2 separate regions of the Homo sapiens genome follow, and region 2 is linked to region 1. A link is a loop called in an ENCODE intact Hi-C map of the cell type or tissue named here. Cell type or tissue: HepG2. All regions are shown on one strand. Each heading gives the region's core, and the rest is flanking DNA. Links, peaks and the distances in the headings are about the cores only. Region 1 overlaps TENM1 (teneurin transmembrane protein 1). Region 2 overlaps TENM1 (teneurin transmembrane protein 1).

Region 1 (9,854 bases), core at 2,187-7,186:
ATCCATGTTCTGTTAACCCAACTTTAATTTAAAATTTGATATTAAAAAACTCTATATCAGTTGAAGAGTAAATACCAAATTAATATTTTCTATTAATGCAAATGTTCCTGTATTAAAAGGCTCAGGCCAACGTATAAAAATTATTTACTTAGATAAGTAAGCTTATCATATTTTCATTCTCTTTATATTTAATGCTAATTTAGGTTTTGAGATAATGGTGTGGAAGCTATAATCCTTTCAAACTACAAAATAATGTGGAAAGCTATTGGTAGGTGAGCTTATCAATCCTCTTACAATTTTATACATTTTCCCTATGGAGGAATAATGGAATGCCACCCTATAGTTTTCAGTAGTTCATTCCCTAACAGAGACTAATCAAAATAGGAACAAACAGGTGACGCAGGAAATACTTGTGACTATACATTTAAAAGTAAATCAGACTCTAAATTTCCTAGGACTTAAAAAAAAAAAAAACTCTTCATTTTGTAAAGAAACTCAATTACATTTCCCTTTGCTGAAAGTCAGTTCCCAATTTTACTCAACAGAGAAACTGATGATTTTATAAAATTGATCTTCAGTGGTTACTTGGATTATTATGGTTATTTTTTTCTTTATACAGGAGGGGGTAGTGGGCAGAGTATTATACACTTTTATTACCTCTTTTTTCATCTTCTCTTTTCTTTTTTTTTCCTTTTCTTTTCTTTTCCTTTTCTTTTCTTTTCTTTCTTCTTTCTTTCTTTTTGAGACACAGTTTTCACTCTTGTTGCCCAGGCTCGGTGCAAAGGCGTGATCTCGGCTCACTGCAACCTCCACCTCCCGGGTTCAAGCGTTTCTCCTGCCTCAGACTCCCGTTCAACTTCATTTTCCACAGACATGTCTTTTCCTGGTTTATTTTATGAGCCAGTTGACATGGTATACTTTTCTGTATCATTTATTTTTATTGAGTTATAATGTACCTCGATAAGGACATCTTATATAAAAAAAAGTTTCAAATTAATTACAAAGAAGTACAAGAAGGACAGAGCCTAAGAGTTTCTCACTAAACACTTCAGGTTGAAAATCTAGATCATTATGCTAATGCAACTTTTGAAGGATCTTGATCAACATTTGGCTTTTATCAGCTTTTATTTCTTTGAAAGACTTATTCATACATGTACATTAAAGGTAAGAATATTTTATAATGTCATAAATTAACATAAGAAATGCCACTCAAATCAGTCCCTTAATCTATCCAGCATAACATTTTTCTTCTCTAAAGAACAAGCTGGCAAAACACATGAATGTCCTTTGAAATAGCCTCAAAATAAAACAGCCAGAAGCAGAGACTGCTTCTCACCAACACCCATGTTCTCCTCTCTTCCTGGGCACACAAATGGAGTACAATTTCCCAACCACCATTTTTGTTAGGTGTGGTCCTGCGACTGAGTTCTGGCTAATGAAATGTAAAGTGTGAGCAAAAGTGATGTCTGACACTTCAAGGCTTGACCCCTAAAACTTTCCACCCATGATCCCCAATCTCCTTCCTCATCCACTGGCTAGAAAAAAGCAGACCCAAATATGGAAGGAGCCTAGTACAATTGTTACAGGTAAATAGGCATGAGTGGGGCAGGAGAGGGCTCTCCCTATCACCCACTAGAAATGTCCATTGATGGTTCAGCAATTATTGCATTGCCTTTCAAACAGTGACAAATTGGTAGCCGGTGCCATTTCCTGATAGTCCACACCTGTTAACATCAAAATGTTAATTGAATGTAGGCCCCAAGGAGAAGCAACTTCCTGGACATGCACATCAAGAGACAAAAATAGCGAAGTATGATCTTCCGGGTACACGCCACTGGAAAAGGAAAGAAAGCCTCAGATGGGCATGTGTATAACTCCCTAAACACACTGTGCGTGCTCAATTCCAAATGGTAAGGAACGCACTGAGTATGCAGGAAGCCCACCCTAAGGGTAGAATCATGGGAGAGACGAGCCTATAAAGCCCTAGGATCAAAGTTAAAGGCACCTTTTTTTTTGCTCTCTTTTCTCCCTTGGACCTTCAGGTGCCCCCTTGAGTCTCCTCCAAGCAAATTTTCCTTTCTTTCCGTCCTGAAGACTTTTAAAATAAACTTCCACTCCTGCTCTGAAACTTGCCTCAGTCTCTTTTTCTGCTTTATGCCCCTCAGTTAAATTCTTTCTTCTGAGGAGGCAGGGACTGAAGTTGCTACGGACCCATATGGATATGCTGCTGGTCAGGGTAACTCAGATCTCTTCTACTGGTAACACATTCATTCCATGGAATATTATGCAGTCAGAAAATCCAAAGAATTGGTAACCACATAAGCATATTAGATATGTAGATCATTGTCTCTCAGCACAGAGACCTAGACAGGACATCCATGATCCCCCTATGCCCACTCCCCACTGCCTGCAGCCATAGTCCAGAATTGGATAACCAAACTTAGAGGCAATCGTATTCTCTCTTTCTCACTCAGAAATCTAGACATAGACACACAACTGGGGAAGCCAAGATGCAAGGTCATGTTGAGCCAGAGCTGGAGTTACAACATTATAGGGGAACAGACAAAGAAATCCCATCTAGAGTGAAGCTTGAGAATGGAGCATATCTCTAGAGAGAAGAAAAGATGAGACATCACCTGGTCCCAGAAAGAAATAGAATGATGGAGAGAGTTTCATCTTTCATTAGGCCTGGCTGTACTTACTGTGCTTTTCTTTCACTGTGAGATTACTCTGCATCTTAAAAAAAACCTTTAAAAAGTTTAATTTAGTTGTACAGGTTTTCTGCTCCCAGTAACTAGATAATTTTCCATATTGAGCAAGAAACAGAGTTCATGCATATAGTACAACCACAATTACGTGCTGTCCCCTCCCACACAAAACCAAAAGCAAAATACAACCCCAAATCCCCATTCCACAGACATCTGATCTAGAAGAAAACAAAAGGAAATCTTAATAGTAAGTATCTTTGGATGATGGAAATTGTAGTTATTTTTCCTGGTGATTATCCATGTACTTTCTATTTTTGAAATGAAGGTATACTACTTTTATAAGGTCCGTCATGACCTGGCCTCTGCAGGCCTGTCAGCCTCACTACTGCTATTGTCTACAATGCCCTCTATACTTCTAGCCATCCTATGTTATGTGCATCTCCAAATGGGCCATTTTTCTTTCAGGTTTCTGTGTCCTTGTAAGCTTTTTGCAAAGAACAATATCAGAAGAGCTAAGACATGCCCCCAAATAGTGCAGGTCTAAAGTAAGGCAGGAAATAGAGGACAAAAAGTGAACATAGGGAGAATGAAGAGTATAAGAGAAGAGAAAGGAATAGAGTAAGAAAAGAAATCTTACAGATAGATATGGCTGTCTTTGCAAGGTTAGAAGATCATTCGTTAGTTGCTTCAGGGGTCACTCTGGTCTCCTTTGCTATAGGTTGTTTAGTTTTGATCTAAATAAATAGTCAGCAATGACACACTGTATTTTTCCATCTTTATGCATTACCAGAAAACAAGTCAATTAAGTATAGTACAAACAGGGTATATATTCAATGTGTCAAAAATGTATTTCTCTTGCTTAAGACTCTCACATAGAAATGCAGGATATGACAAGTTAATTGGGGATAAAAATTATATGACGAGTTGCCATTGCATTAAAAGTAAAGCAATGCAGAGAGGCTCAGATTTAAATGGATGTAGTTTAATGGTTTCTATCCCAAACTATAAACTGGAGAATTGTCTAAACCTCTAACAAAGGCCTTGGAAGAAAGGAATAGGAGGAGGGAAAGATGGGAAGGGAAAAAAGAAATTAAGAGTTTGAAGAGTGGTTTGAGTAAAAAGTGATCCAGCAACAATAGATTTTGTCTTACCAGTACCAGGACTAAGTTGGGAAACATCGATGGAAAAGAATGTTTCTCAAACTGGCTACAAAAAAAGTGTTTCTCAACAGGGGACCAACTGGTCCATGGGGAATATTTGGCAATGTCAGTAGACATTTTTGGTTATCACAACTTGGGGAGGGGTACTACTGGCATCTAGTGGGTAGAGGTCAGATACGCTGCTAAACATCCTGACAGTCTACCTCCTTAAGACATATGTAACAAGAAATTATTCAGCCCAAAATGTCAATAGTGGTGAAGTTGAGAACCATTTGTCTAAACTCTTCATCCAATTGGAACGTGAAGTTTTGAGGTATTCTACATCTCTACAGGAGAAAATCTGTCACTCTGTAAAGACTCCCAGAGGAAGATTTTCATGCCAGGCACTCCTGATCTTATCTTCCTCCCCAAGCTCACAGCTGTTCCTCCTTGATGCTCTATTTGCACTTGGGATTGGTCTATTATCCAAACAAATACCCTGAACCCTAGGGCCAGAGAGCATATACAACTCACCGATAATTGCCTCAAACATTTACCCTTACTGACCAAACAAGGAAATCTTTGTAACAATAAAAAAAAATTGCTTTTTAAACTGTACCCCTCATGAACCTGTCATGAGGCAAAAATCCAAAACCTGAACTGATTAAAATATGCAGAATATATAATAATCATAGCAATTGAAACAACATTAACTCCTCTTAGGTTAGGTCACTTAAGAAACAGTCAAATTCAGCTTTGTGCTATGCTCTAAAGCTTAGTGACTACAATTCCACTTGAGCACAGGAGAATTTGTGGAAAGCAGGCCTGCCTTCCACTAAAATGTTCTCTCCCTAGTTCCCTGCTGTGTGGATTTGAGAGTGCAAAGAAGAAACACATTGGTTCACTTTAATTATTCAGGGACAGCACAGAGAGATAAACAAGGTAAGGTCAACGTCAAGAATATAGGGATTTCATGCACTCTGCTGACCTCTAAATATGCTTTTGTACTTGGCAAATATAATATTAAACCTGGACTTATTTTTTCTATGCATCATTGCCTATCCTTAGAAAACAAATATCATCACGGATTCACGGGGTGCAGTATAGAAATGGCTGGTTGTAACTTAAACCTAAACCAGATTATATTTTTATCTTTCAATAGGAAACATAATATGAAGCTGTATTTATGTCATAGACTGAGAATGACAACATGAAGGAAGATATTGAAACTGTACTGCAGCCTCACACACAGTATGACCCAAGGCAGAGTAGACTTCTATACAAGGTGTTGCATCTTGAATCTTGTCACTATAAAGGTGCAAACCAAAAATAAAATTCGAAGGCCCCAAATCATCCGAATGGACCCCTCCTCTTGGCCAAGGGCATTTCAGAGTTAACCTGAAAATCTAATTCAAGCCATGATGGAAGATGGAGTTTAACATGCCTCGTTATATCCCTCCAGTGTTAACATCAACATAGACCTTAAGTCTGATAAGAAACATATACAGTCTATTTTCTCTAAAGCAGGCATCATCTGCATGATAAAACCTAAGTCTCCACAACCCCTTATTGTAACCCAGACATTGTTTTCTACTAATAATTCTTTCAACTAATTGCCAGACAGAAAATGTTTAAATCTACCTATGACCTGGAAGCTCCCCACCTTGAGTTGTCCCACCCCTCCGGATCAAACCAATGATGTAAATCATACATGTATTGATTGATGTATTAAGTCTCCCTAAAATGTGTAAAAGCAAGCTGCACCCCAACCACCTTGGGCACATGTTGTCAGGTTCTCCTAAGGCTGTGTCACCAGCGCATCCTTGACCTTGGCAAAATAAACTTCCTAAATTGACTGAGATGTGTCTCAGATATTTTGGGTTCACAAAGGGTTTTGTTTTAAAAATGCATTTATTTAACAAAATTGTATCAAGCACCTATTGCGTAACAGGAAAAATGACTTCATAGACTAGTCTTGCACTGGCCTAATGTTGCCTCCTTAACTATAGTTGCCTGCCATCATCACTACCCTTTGACAGAAAGGGAAGTGTGGTGTCTTCTTCAGTTCTTCTTGCCTATAGGAAATTCAGAAAGAATCATGACTGCTCAACTTAAATCTATCTCACTTGTTTGGGGACCTCACCTGGAATTAGTAAACTTGCAATTAATTAGAATCCAACTAACTGGAAAGCTCAATTAAGCAGGATTCTTTCAGTGGAGGAGCAAGAGACAAGAAGCAAGTCACAGAATGACAGAGATTGTAAAGCCAGAAAGGACCTCGAATATCGTTTAGCTTCATTTCCTCATCTGACTATTGAGGAAAATGAGGTTGAGAAGAAGAAAGGGATATCAAGGTTACATAGCTATTTAATAGTGAAATTGGACTTGGACTCAAGATTTCTAACTGTAAATCTAGTGCTTTTTCAAAAACTCACACGGGGCCATTAAAAATTTGCAACGGATATCCTGGGACCACTAGACATTTTGTCCACTCTACAACATCCCTTTATACCTAGAACACTTTACAATAACAACTCAAGCTTAAATGGCAACCCTGATGTACTATAAGATTTTCAATTATAAAAGATTAAATTATGATCATTTGGATTAACATGGAAAGTAGATTCATATTTAAGAATGATTTTCAACAAGGATGGCAATTTGTAAAAAGTTCTATTTAACCTTAAGCTAACCACCAAATCCAATTAACCAGAATGCCCCAGTTTCCTGGGCATTTAAGATTTTAATATAAATAGAATAAAAACTAGATTATATCTCCAGGCAGGGAAACTTAACCGAACCATAAATATTCACTGAAAGACAAAAAGAGATGGCGTGGAGTTCTTTATATACCAGAGACAAATTGTTATAGTGCAAAGAGCATTGGATTGTTTGCACAGGACTTACATTCCAACACCAAATCTTGCTCCAAGAAATTTTAATAATTTAATAACACATGCTCCACATGAATGTGTTATTAAAATTTCCCAAGACTCAGTTATTTTACCATTAAATTGGGCATAGTTTCTATTATGTCTACTTTCCAGGGTTTACAGTTTGAAATGAGATAACTAGTGAAAATACTTTGGACAATAGCAAATTATGCGTGCATACTTATATATGTACACATGCCTATATGCACGCACACAAACATACATGCATACATATACAGTACATTATCAAATAGCTAAGCCTTTTGATTTTGACAGACAAGAAAAAGTATTTAGCTACAAGTGTATCTACTAAAACACAACTACCCACATTACCATAAAATTACCTAAGTTAATGATACTATTCACTATGGTAAATGACAAAATTTGAAAGATTAGACTGTCATAGATAAAAACAATGATTTTAGTTGAAAGGTGAGAAAAATATCAGATTGTGACTATTTTATGCCAGAAGAAATTCAATTTACTTATGAAGCTAATATCATGTTGTACTTGATATTTTGATAGTTTGAATTGGAAATAGTCATGTTAGCATCTATGCTGTCAATGCAAGCTCTGTGCATACATATGTCACTATTAAGTATCTTCTTCAGTAACAAGGGACCGCCTAGTGTTTTTTGTATGCCAGATAGAGATAAAAAGTTCGAGTTCTAATTGTGTCTTGGCCAGTGATAGGTGCTTGCCCTCGGAAATATGATGTATATTTGAGAACCAACTTTAGATAAGAGTGGGAAGATGTAATATCACCTCTACTGTGAGAATACCAAAGGCAAACTTTTTATTTTATTTTAATCCTCCTCCCAAAGGTGAGGATTAATAAATCCCCAGCTCGGCCAGGCGTGGTGGCTCACGCCTGTAATCCCAGCACTTTGGAAGGCCGAAGCGGGCGGATCACGAGGTCAGGAGATCGAGACCATCCTGGCTAACATGGTGAAACCCTGTCCCTACTAAAAATACAAAAAATTAGCCAGGTGTGGTGGCAGGTGCCTGTAGTCCCAGCTACTTGGGAGGCTGAGGTAGGAGAATGGCTTGAACCCGGGAGGCGGAGCTTGCAGTGAGCCGAGATCATGCCACTGCACTCCAGCCTGGGCGACAGAGAGAGACTCCGTCTCAAAAAAAAAAAAAAAAAAAAAAAAATTCCGAAGCTCTATGTCCTTGTTGGGACTTGGCAACCTGGGAAGCCTGTACTGTTGTATGGGATCATGTTGTTTTCTTCTGAATTATGTGATTATCACTGCATATTTCTATATACTTTATCATTAAGGCAACTTGATCTCTGACTGGGTCTGTTTCTTCTTGTCACTCACAGCACTATCCTGATGTCTAGTGTATACCTCCTCACTAATGTAGTTTCCCTTGTATTTTGCCTTCCAATTCACATGAAAGTTTTGCCCTGATTCAGTCTGCTCTCAATCTACTGCCCCATTTCAAAACCCTACTTTACCTTTTGTTTCCATTTTCTTAGCTCTTACCAATTCTTCAAATCCAACGTGGTATGTGGCTTCAATCTCACTACTGTACAGAAATTGGCTGCTTAAAATTTATAATTGATAGAGTCAATGGTCTCTTCTCATCCATAGTTTATTTGATTCCTCTGTGATATTTGAAAATCATGATCACCACCTCCTGGAAATTTCCTTCTGTTTGTTCTCTTCCGTGATTACTTTTCAGTCACCTACGCTGGCCTTTCTCCTCTATGAACTCCTAATACATAAGTGTTGCCATGGTTTGGTTTTTGGCTTTCTTTTAGTCTTGCATAAAACTCCATCTAGGTTTTTCAATACTTACTATTATTACATTTACCTATGAAAGTCTTAATTATCTACGTCCATCATGAGCTCTGGAAGCAGACATATCTGGTGGGTTTTTTTTTTTGTTTTTTTTTTTTTTTTTTGACGGAGTCTCACTCTGTCATTAGGCTGGAGTGCAGCAGCATGATCTCAGCTCACTGCAACTTCCGCCTCCCGGGTTCCAGCGATTCTCCAGCCTCAGCCTCCGGAGTAGCTGGGAATACAGGCGTGTGCCACCACGCCTAGCTAATTTTTGTATTTTTAGTAGAGACGGGGTTTCACCATATTGGCCAGGATGGTCTTGATCTCTTGACCTTGTGATCCGCCCGCCTCAGCCTCCCAAAGTGCTGGGATTATAGGCATGAGCAACCATGCCCGGCCGAAGCTGGGTTTTAACTGACTCCACTACACGTAACTGATGACCCTGTGGCATGTTGTTCAACATTTTTAAGCCTTAGTTTTAATAACACTAAGTTAAAATAAATGTGACAGTTACTTGGAAAAATACTTGGCACATAGTAAGCAAGTAGTAGGAGAATATTTTTTCTCTATTTATTCCTTTCCTTGGACTCAGATCCATATTTTCAACTTTTTTTGATACTGAACATTTCAAACTAGATGGCTCACGTAGGTGTTCCAATATTTCCAAAATAATATGCACTGTCTGCTTCCATTAACTTCTGTTCCTGATTTCAGAAATCTACTCTATCTGTAGTTCTCTGCTCACTTACTCTGTCCATGCATTTTGTTGAACGATATGAGCCAAGCACTGAGGGATCAACATAAGAAAAGGCATAGCACTTTACTTAAGTTTCAGTGAGGAACAAAGACAAGTAAATAGAAGTTTTTGAGGGCAAATATACAATGAAATAAGGCGTTGTGATAAACATATTGGCAGAGTGTTATGAGATCATAGATAAGGGGTTTCTACATGAAAGTTGAAGTGGGGAGGTTGCTATAGTCTGAATGTTTGTGTCCCTTCAAAATTCATATGTTGGCCATGTGTGGTGGCTCACGCCTGTAATCCCAGCACTTTGGGAGGCCAAGACAAGCAGATTGCTTGAGTTCAGGAGTTCCAGACTAGCCTGAGAAACATGGCAAAACCCCATATCTACAGAAAATACAAACATTAGCTGAGCATGGTGGCATGCACCTGTGGTCCCAGCTACTCCACAGGCTGAGGTGGGAGGATCCCTTGAGCCCGGGAGGTTGAGGATGCAGTGGGTCATGATTGTGCCACTGCACTCCAGCCCGGGTGGCAGGGCA
Region 2 (9,854 bases), core at 3,275-8,274, 310 kb before region 1:
GCTATAACCTTACAACTCAGTCTACAAAATCTTATAAACAGCTCTGGGATCCAAAGCTGGGATACATCTCATATGACAGCATTGTTATCCATGGACATAGCAAGGTACAAACTGGATGTAGTTCCTAAACCAGTATGCTTTTGGTAAATGCCCAATTCTTTTTACAATTGCCTCTATTGTTATCTGCACTCTAATTTCTCTATTGTCCAGGGAAATGTATTTATGGGGACAGATTGATGCAGCAGATAAGCAGATACATGGACTAGATGCAAAAGTGCCTTGCAAGGAAGGAAGATGAGTCAAACACAACTCAGGTTGGAGGGAAATGGATTTTTTAAATAAATGAAATTTCAGGATGTTAATGTGACTTATTTCACTTAATGGAGCTGGTGAAGGATGGCTCAGAGGTAACAAATCCCTTGCCTGCTCAGGCTGAGCAGGGTATCATGTTTCCCAAAAGTTTGCCTCCCTCACCTTAAAAAGGATCCTGACGTTGCATGAAAAAAAATCACTGATTATTCTCCAAAGATAGGTCTATCCTTTTCTGATTTTTTTTTCTTTCCAGCTAAAAGGTCTGGGGGAGGTGTGATCGGCAGCTTTTGGGAACATTTGACGTCTATCATCTTACCAAATGGGCCTTTAAATGAACCTGTCATTTTGTCCTTGAACAATTAGTGCTTTATGGCCTGCACACTTGCAAATTACAACCACACTTTTGTGTGGGTTTTCAAAAGGGAGCCCCATTTCCCACAGTACAGAAGGGGTTTCTATGTTGTATGACTTGGAAATTCTGTCTCAACAGCTCTGATAGCTCCACCTGCCCTCAGTCTGAAATGACAGCTTCACTAGAAGAAATAAATGATTCAGTCCAAGGTATTGAGGAACTTGAGAGCATCAGAGAAGCTTATTCTTTGGATGCTTACAAATGGGTCATTGCATATTTTGGTCCAGGAAGAGAGAAAATTGGCATCAGCTTGTCCCTTGAAAGCTACCAGAAATGAAGGGACGCCATCTCGGAAATAATAACGTCAGTGGGGGAAGAGAATTTGCTTTGTCAAAATTGGATTCACATGTCCCTTTTGGGAGCATACTCATTTCATTAAATTGGAAATGCCAAATCTGGGGAAATTGAGGCATCAGCATAAAAAAAATCACTAGGAATAGGGAGATCGGGTAAAAATTAACCAGTTAAGCAGCCTCCTTCCTCTTTTTGCCTGCTTCATGCTTTTCCTGCCTGGAAGCCAGCCAGTTGTCCTGTGCCTCCCACACTTGCCAGTACATTAGAGTCGATTATTTGTCCCTTTTTGTCAGCATTGAAATGAGGAGTCAGGCCCTGCCAAGGTAGCTCCACTGAGTGGGGCAATGATTTATAGATTAATTATTTTAAGGAACAAGGCAGCACAGTGTGATGCAGTAGAAAGAGTGCCATGCTAGGTGAGGACCTGCATTTTAGCTCTGGCTCTGATCCTTAATAGCTGGTTGACTTTGGGCAAATCACTTAACCTACCTGGGCCTTGGTCTCCTTATCTGTAAATTGAAAGTAACAATTGACAGCTGTGGTGATCAAATAAAATCCTGGCTATGAAACCATTTTGTTCACTCTGAGGCACTAAACATATGTAAATGATTGTTATTGTTATTAGACTTCTGGGGCATGCCATGGTAACACCACCTGGCCAATAAGGGGCCTCATTTTTCAGTCACAGGACCTCAGGGAGTAGCCTAGAAGTGATATAGAGAAGAGGGCCTTGAATTTGTTGCCCTTATAGTCCAGTCCGCAAATCTGCTCAACTCTGCCACAGGATCGGAAATGGGTCACATTATAATTAGTACTAACTAAACACTTTACTTCTTAACACTAATGAGCTCCCAAATGTTTTATGACAATTAGCTTCTCAGCACTAAGAACAATTTGGGATATGGGGTGTAAATTACAGTTTATAGTTTCTCTCCATTATCTGTGCATATGGAGGACAGAAAACAGGATGGGTTGTTCTAGAAAATGGAAACTTCCAAGGTCACATAATATAGGATGAGTTATCCTAAAGAATGAAAAATCCCAAAGTCACATAGTATATGATTTGGTTCAGAAAGTTTTTTTGAGGCTATATGCTGGGAGAGGTACTAAGAAATCATGTCTTCAATACAATTTTTCTGTGATGAGTCCATGAGGTCGATAAGCCATATGTAGATAATTCTTACTTTCTCTAGTAGTACACTTTTATTTTACAGGTGAAAAAAAAAAATCAAGGCATTTCTTAAAGCGTTTGTAAAATAGGGTATCAAGGCCAGGTTCTCTAACTTCCCCATCCAGGGTTCTACCCAGGAGGTCCTATTTCTCAAAGAATTCCGATAGAAATCTTTACTGCTACCCACACATTGGTTTGATATTTGGATTGGTTTCACTTCTCCATTCAGTGGCATATCTGGTAAATATTCTGTCAGAAACTTGTCAATAGAATCGAAACATAAAAATTGACTTGTGCACATACAAATTTCAGTAGCTTTATAAAAAAAAAACCCAAACAAAACCAAACAACAACAAAAAAACCACCCACTAAAGTCTGTGGCTGTGTGTCACCAAGAGAACTGATTGAAAAGTGAGCACTGGCCGGGCACGGTGGCTCATGCCTGTAATCCCAGCACTTTGGGAGGCCGAGGCAGGTGGATCACGAGGTCAGGAGATCAAGACCATCCTGGCGAACACGGTGAAATCCCGTCTCTACTAAAAATACAAAAAAGTAGCCGGGTGTGGTGGCGGGCACCTGTAGTCCCAGCTACTTGGGAGGCTGAGGCAGGAGAATGGCGTGAACCCGGGAGGCAGAGCTTGCAGTGAGCCGAGATCGCACCACTGCACTCCAGCCTGGGCGACAGAGCAAGACTCTTGTCTCAAAAAAAAAAAAAGAAAAAAAAAAGAAAAGTGAGCACTGCTGTAGATTATTTTGTTCATATCAAGCCATATGACCGGTTTGACTGCCTCTCTCTGGAATTGGGTGGTTGTTTGGGGGTTGCACTTCCACAACCTTAAGGTTACCAAATTTTTGATATGAGTTCTACATTTCTTTTCAAATAATTAATATGTCAGTATGTTCAATTCTTTGCCTTCTACTTTTAAACTTAACTTCCTCGTAAAGCAACCTTTTTCAATTACCTACTCCACCCTGACTCATTCCGATTACCTGCTCCACCCTAAATCATTCGGATCACCTGCTCTACCCTAACTCATTCAGATTACCTGCTACCTGCTCTGCCCTGACTCCCGCCAAAACACTCACCCCGTCATTCTCTTTAAATTAGCCAATCGGAATTAGTTTAGTCTGTGCGGTCTAACCCTAGCCAATAGGGGAACGACACAGCAACACGTGCGTCAGGGATAAGAGCCCCTTCCCCTCCCTTGTCCAAGTGTGCACTCACCATTGCTCCATCTGTAAGGGCGCACCCTTCTATAGAAGTAACTTGCCTTACTGATAATTAAAAAGAAAATTTTATATTCGAGTGCTATTCCTTTTGCGGCACCGAAACTTTATATATAACAGAAACCTTCCCGGTATATCAGGCGTGACACAGGTGCTCAAAGCAGATCTGGCCTCAATAGTGAGTGATTATTTCCCGCAGGCTGGCAGTTGCTCTAGGGCTGATATTGAATGTTACTACATGTAGAAAGCTGGCCACATCATCCTAACACTGGTTAACGTTCAAGAGGAGGCAGGTAGACAGAGTGCTATGGCGATTGTAGGCTTTGTGTGCTGCAGAAAAGCTGACCGAGGTCTCCTGGTTAACTCTGGTGAACTGTGCTTGGTAAGGACTTTAAAACTCCCTAATCTATAACTTCCTCCAGGCAGCTCTGAGTACCTCAGCCCAATCTCAGTACCAGTCCTTTATCCCTCTGGCCCTGGATATGTATTCATGGCAATGCTATAATTCACTGATTTTTCCTCTTGTCTTTGCCCAAATGTTGCCTTTTGTCTCACATCCTTTTGTGTGTACCTGCGAGGTCTTTCCAAAGAGCTACCTGGAAAGCAGGGACCTCGGTCAACTCAGTGAACCTGATAGACATCTCCAGGGCATGCTGGGAGGGGTGCTGGAGGGCCTCCTTTGACTAAACACATTTCTCCAGCCAGACTTTCTTGGTGAAATTGCTACTATTAGAGCACTTTAGCTGGCTAATGACAAAGAAAGCTCCTATTAGAATGCTCATTTAAGGATACTGAACCATTATCGGCCATTAGCATCCTCTTTTGAATTAGTATATCATATAAGCCAGTCAGTCACTTAGAAAAGCTTTGGAGAAATGGGACTTCAGTTTAGGGAGGCTCTGCAGTTAAACAAACAAACAAACAAACAAACAAACAAACAAAACACCTATAAAAGTTCTATATCTTGTGTAAAGTCAAGCCTTACCCTCAGCCTCCTTTCAAAAGCCGAAACATTGCCTTTGTTTTGCTCCTTCCTCTGCCGCCACTCGATGAGGTTTGCATTGTGCTCTCCGGGCAATGAGATGTTGCATTTGCCCAGGGTAGGGTTGACTGCCCCTGCCAGGATGTGGGGCTCTGAGCTGAGGCCGATCTCCATCCCGCTGGCAAAAGTGACACGCAGGGAACCATCTGGATTCACCCGATAGGTACTTTGAGTATTTTCTGTAGACAGAAGAGCAAAGGAGGAAGAGGGGGAAGGAAGGGAAGAGCAGGAAGCAGAAAAGAGACAGGTTTAGTTTTAGGAGGCACGTTTGGGGGATAAGCAGGTGGGGTGCTGTGGTCCTATCTGCCTTCTGGGCTAGACTACCGCTCTGACAGGCAAACGTGTTCCCTATCCATTTGGGTCTTGTTATTTTCACAGCTGGAGTATCTGTTTCTTGGATAAAAGACTCTTGTCTAACACTGCAGGCTGTTTTTGTTTTTTTCTTTTTTCATTTTTAAAGAATTCCCTCCCTCACTGACTTGTTGGATCAGCCTCCTCAGTTTGATATGCTGGGAGCTAGAATGAGAAGAGTGTGAAGTTCAACGTAGCACCTTACCACCTGGGCCCACCATCACAGTTGCCGTACTCCACAAAATACCACTAACAAAAGTTAGTGTACTCTTAGAGTGTCTGGTGTCACCACCTAACAACAGAATGAGGTCTTAATGACAGGGCAGAGAGAAAGCAATTTCTCTTTGTGCACTTGTCCTCTAGCTTCTAAGACATTCCAAATCCTATCTCCCTTCCTTCCTTTCTTCTTCTGTTCTTCCTTACTTTTCTGTCTTCAAATATAATGAGTTTTTAATTCTCTCATTTCACTTATATTCTTGCTTGGTCTGTATCCTAAGATTTTCCTTTTTCTTCACCCATGTTGGCATTGATCTAGAATGCCAAGCTCAGCTGGAGCCCAGGCTCCATTTATTTAATATAACCTAGCCAGACCCTGAAAGACCTTTGCAAACAGCTGGGTATTGGGAAATAAGTTGATAGCAGAGCAGACTTGGCAGGGATTGAACCTCATGACTCCCACAGAGATGGGCCCAAAGTTGATGTGAGAACTTGTAAAAGGTGTGAATTTTGTCTGTGTTTCAACTTCCATAGCTGGAAAACAGGAAGAGTACATCTTCTCAGCTAGAGGTGAATTCTGTTTATGAATGGTGTACGCAGGTTTCAAGGTGGATGTTGACATAGGGGCTGTTACAGTCAGATATCGTTGGAAACAATCTTACCTTGTTTTAAAATATATATGGTACTAGTTGCCGTCAAGTTGGTTGACATGAGGACATTTTCACGGTTGGAAGTATCTAGCTCCACTTTTGTCAGCTTCTCCAGGTCACTGTGGAAGCTGCTGACCTCTCCAGTGGGAAACGTTGCATTGGTCAGGTGTCCCTCGGGGTCATACCTGAGGAATGTAACCAATCCCAGCTTTGAAGCGTCTCGGCAGTGATAACAGGACTTTGCAAAATAAAAATCACTTGGCAGCTAATACAGTTTAACTTTGAGTGATAACAAGTATTATTAACCTTGTTCAAGAAGAAGAAAAAGGTCAGAGAGATGATTAATCAAACGAAGGTATTTTTTGCAGCTTCTGAATTCTTGATAACTTCCTTGAGCTGTGCTGTTTTACAGAAAAAATATATCTGGTAATGAATCACCAGGGTGGAACACTGATTTATGAATCATGTCCTGCTGTGTGCAACGTTGCAGGGAGGCCTCCGTTTGCGATTTGGGTCGATCCCATTAGAGGTGATGGATTACAAAACCCAGCAGAGGGTGCTGTTGTCAAAGCAAAAGAAGGTACAAAAGGGCCCTCAAAGGCTGAGAAGCCAATATACTGACTTTGGGTTATGATGGGAAAATTATAATTTGCTGCTGTTTAAGTTGCCAAATTTGAAATGAATGAATCATTCTTCCAACAAAATGAACAGGCACAGAGGATAATGGAAACATGTTCATTAAAACATTCTGGAGCCCTCTGATCTTGATGTCACTTAAATTTTAAAAATCTTTTTAGGGTATAGTACATAAGGTTTTGTAATTTGTCTATATGAGTAAGAGACAAAAAATAATTACCTGGGATAATAGGCTATAAGCTATATCTAGAAATATAGTCTAGGGAGTTTACTTTTTCCAAAAAAAAAAAAAAAAAAATCAGAATTATTGGCAATCTCACTGTCCTCCAAATGAAAACTGCTTCCCTGAAGGCTTTTGATGTGGAGCTGTTCTTTTATTGCCAATAGAACCATGAAAAATAAACACTTCATTAAAAGTAAACACATGTACTTGGAAACCCATTACTGTTTTCTTTTCAAGTTGCAAATTACAAAATATTTAAGCACTTTTATTTGCCTTTTAAAATGTTAAACAATTATATTCTTTTTACCCAAAATGAGCAGGATTCAGCCTGGACACAATGGTAGAGACTGGCTGTACTACTCCCTCCCCCAACGATTACACAAAGTGGCATAGTAATTCAGTATCAATCCATTATATTCTAAAAAACTCAGCCTGGGTAGTTGCTCAAATTTTAATAACTATACCAGCCTTTGGAAGGCTTGGGAAAAGCAGTTGGACTGTACTTTATAGGACAGACTTGAACTTGAGCCTATACATAATGCCACCTAAAGTTCAGTTCTGCATATACACGTGCGTGTGTGCACACACACATATATATTATCAGTTAAAACAGTCACATATGTGAATAGAATGAATCAAATAGGTTATTGACATCACAGATATGCCTAGCCTTAGATGTTAAATTGGGTGTCTCCTTTGTTTAAATGGATTTCAGTCGAAATGGTTGGCACAGTGCTATTATGCAGCTAAGGACGCGTTATCAAAGAAAGACTGAAGAGTGCTGTTTCTTCCTGGGGTTAATGGCAAAATCCTTCCCTCTGCAAAGACTGCCCACGTTCTGCCTGCTGTGGGGCTCTATAGCTACAAGAAGCAGAAGAACGGAGCATAGGAAGGCTCGAATACCCACTTTAGCCCCAACCTTGTCTGTTTGGTCTTCCATCCAGGGGAGAAAAACAATAATATCCAGCCTTTTTTAAAAAAAATTAATTAATTTTTTTGAGACAGTCTTGCTCTGTCACCCAGGCTGGAGTGCAGTGGTGTGATCTCGGCTCACTGCAACCTCCACCTCCCGGGTTCAAGCAATTCTCGTGTCCTAGCCTCCCTGAGTAGCTGGGATTACAAACGAGTACCACTACATCTGGCTAATTTTTGTATTTTTAGTAGAGATGTGTTTTCGCCATGTTGGCCAGACTGGTATCCAACTCCTGGCCTCATGTGATTCCCCCTGCCTCAGCCTCCCAAAGTGCTGGTATTACAGGCGTGAGCCACCACGCCCGGCCCACTGTCCAGCCATTATTCTCCCAAGGTAGAGGAGGCAGGAGTTTGCAGGCAGTAGACCGAAGGAAGCTGCTGCATGCCTTTCTTATCAGGGGAACTGTGGCCCCAACAACCTGGATTATGCAGGCACTTCCTCTCTGTTCCACATGAGGCACCAGCAACTTTGCCTCATTGGTTTCCCTTTCCTGATTTCTTTCTTTCTTTCTTTCTTTTTTACAATAGTAAAACTTTTTTTTTATTATTATACTTTAAATTTTAGGGTACATGTGCACAATGTGCAGGTTAGTTACATATGTATACATGTGCCATGTTGGTGTGCTGCACCCGTTAACTCGTCATTTAACATTAGGTGTATCTCCTAATGCTATCCCTCCCCCCTCCCCCCACCCCACAACAGGCCCCAGAGTGTGATGTTCCCCTTCCTGTGTCCATGTGTTCTCATTGTTCAATTCCCACCTATGAGTGAGAACATGCAGTGTTTGGTTTTTTGTCCTTGTGATAGTTTGCTGAGAATGGTGGTTTACAGCTTCATCCATGTCCCTACAAAGGACATGAACTCATCGTTTTTTATGGCTGCATAGTATTCCATGGTGTATATGTGCCATATTTTCTTAATCCAGTCTATCATTATTGGACATTTGGGTTGGTTCCAAGTCTTTGCTATTGTGAATAGTGCCGCAATAAACATACGTGTGCATGTGTCTTTATAGCAGCATGATTTATATTCCTTCGGGTATATACCCAGTAATGGGATGGCTGGGTCAAATGGTATTTCTAGTTCTAGATCCCTGAGGAATTGCCACACTGACTTCCACAATGGTTGAACTAGTTTACAGTCCCACCACCAGTGTAAAAGTGTTCCTATTTCTCCAAATTCAACAACCCTTCATGCTAAAAACTCTCAATAAATTAGGTATTGATGGGACGTATCTCAAAATAATAAGAGCTATCTATGACAAACCCACAGCCAATATCATACTGAATGGGCAAAAACTGGAAGCATTCCCTTTGAAAACTGGCACAAGACAGGGATGCCCTCTCTCACCACTCCTATTCAACATAGTGTTGGAAGTTCTGGCCAGGGCAATCAGGCAGGAGAAGGAAATAAAGGGTATTCAATTAGAAAAAGAGGAAGTCAAATTGTCCCTGTTTGCAGATGATTGTATATCTAGAAAACCCCATTGTCTCAGCCCAAAATCTCCTTAAGCTGATAAGCAACTTCAGCAAAGTCTCAGGATACAAAATCAATGTGCAAAAATCACAAGCATTCTTATACACCAATAACAGACAAACAGAGAGCCAAATCATGAGTGAACTCCCATTCACAATTGCTTCAAAGAGAATAAAATACCTAGGAATCCAACTTACAAGGGACGTGAAGGAACTCTTCAAGGAGAACTACAAACCACTGCTCAATGAAATAAAAGAGGATACAAACAAATGGAAGAACATTCCACGCTCATGGGTAGGAAGAATCAATATCGTGAAAATGGCCATACTGCCCAAGGTAATTTATAGATTCAATGCCATCCCCATCAAGCTACCAATGACTTTCTTCACAGAATTGGAAAAAACTACTTTAAAGTTCATGTGGAACCAAAAAAGAGCCCACATCGCCAAGTCAATCCTAAGCCAAAAGAACAAAGCTGGAGGCATCATGCTACCTGACTTCAAACTATACTACAAGGCTACAGTAACCAAAACAGCATGGTACTGGTACCAAAACAGAGATATTGACCAATGGAACAGAACAGAGCCCTCAGAAATAATGCTGCATATCTACAACTATCTGATCTTTGACAAACCTGACAAAAACAAGAAATGGGGAAAGGATTCCCTATTTAATAAATGGTGATGGGAAAACTGGCCAGCCATATGTAGAAAGCTGAAACTGGATCCCTTCCTTACATCTTACACAAAAACTAATTCAAGATGGATTAAAGACTTAAATGTTAGACCTAAAACCATAAAAAACCCTAGAAGAAAACCTAGGCATTACCATTCAGGACATAGGCATGAGCAAGGACTTCATGTCTAAAACA

Evidence for each region. A loop is a pair of places that touch in the nucleus more often than their neighbours do. Peaks named below come from ENCODE experiments on the same cell type or tissue, not always from the same donor. Only the 100,000 strongest peaks of a DNase experiment are listed, where the experiment ranks them.
Region 2: a loop joins it to region 1, with 6 times the contacts of the local background. A loop is called at or near these places in 3 of 110 quality-filtered maps.

Annotation. Positions count from the first base shown.
Region 1 is chrX:124,714,930-124,724,783 of GRCh38, forward strand. All of the region lies in intron 7 of TENM1 (teneurin transmembrane protein 1), which reads right to left. Among named protein-coding and RNA genes, the nearest start is that of SH2D1A, 370 kb to the left of the region's middle. In HepG2, for the core only: no CTCF peak of the experiment used is centred there; a DNase peak (open chromatin) is centred at 4,322.
Region 2 is chrX:124,400,630-124,410,483 of GRCh38, forward strand. TENM1 (teneurin transmembrane protein 1) reads right to left here. Exons shown (of 35, transcript NM_001163278.2): 29 at 5,688-5,860; 30 at 4,402-4,637. Among named protein-coding and RNA genes, the nearest start is that of SH2D1A, 59 kb to the left of the region's middle. RefSeq lists an enhancer at 5,385-6,584. In HepG2, for the core only: a CTCF peak has its summit at 6,241 (motif pointing right); a DNase peak (open chromatin) is centred at 6,212.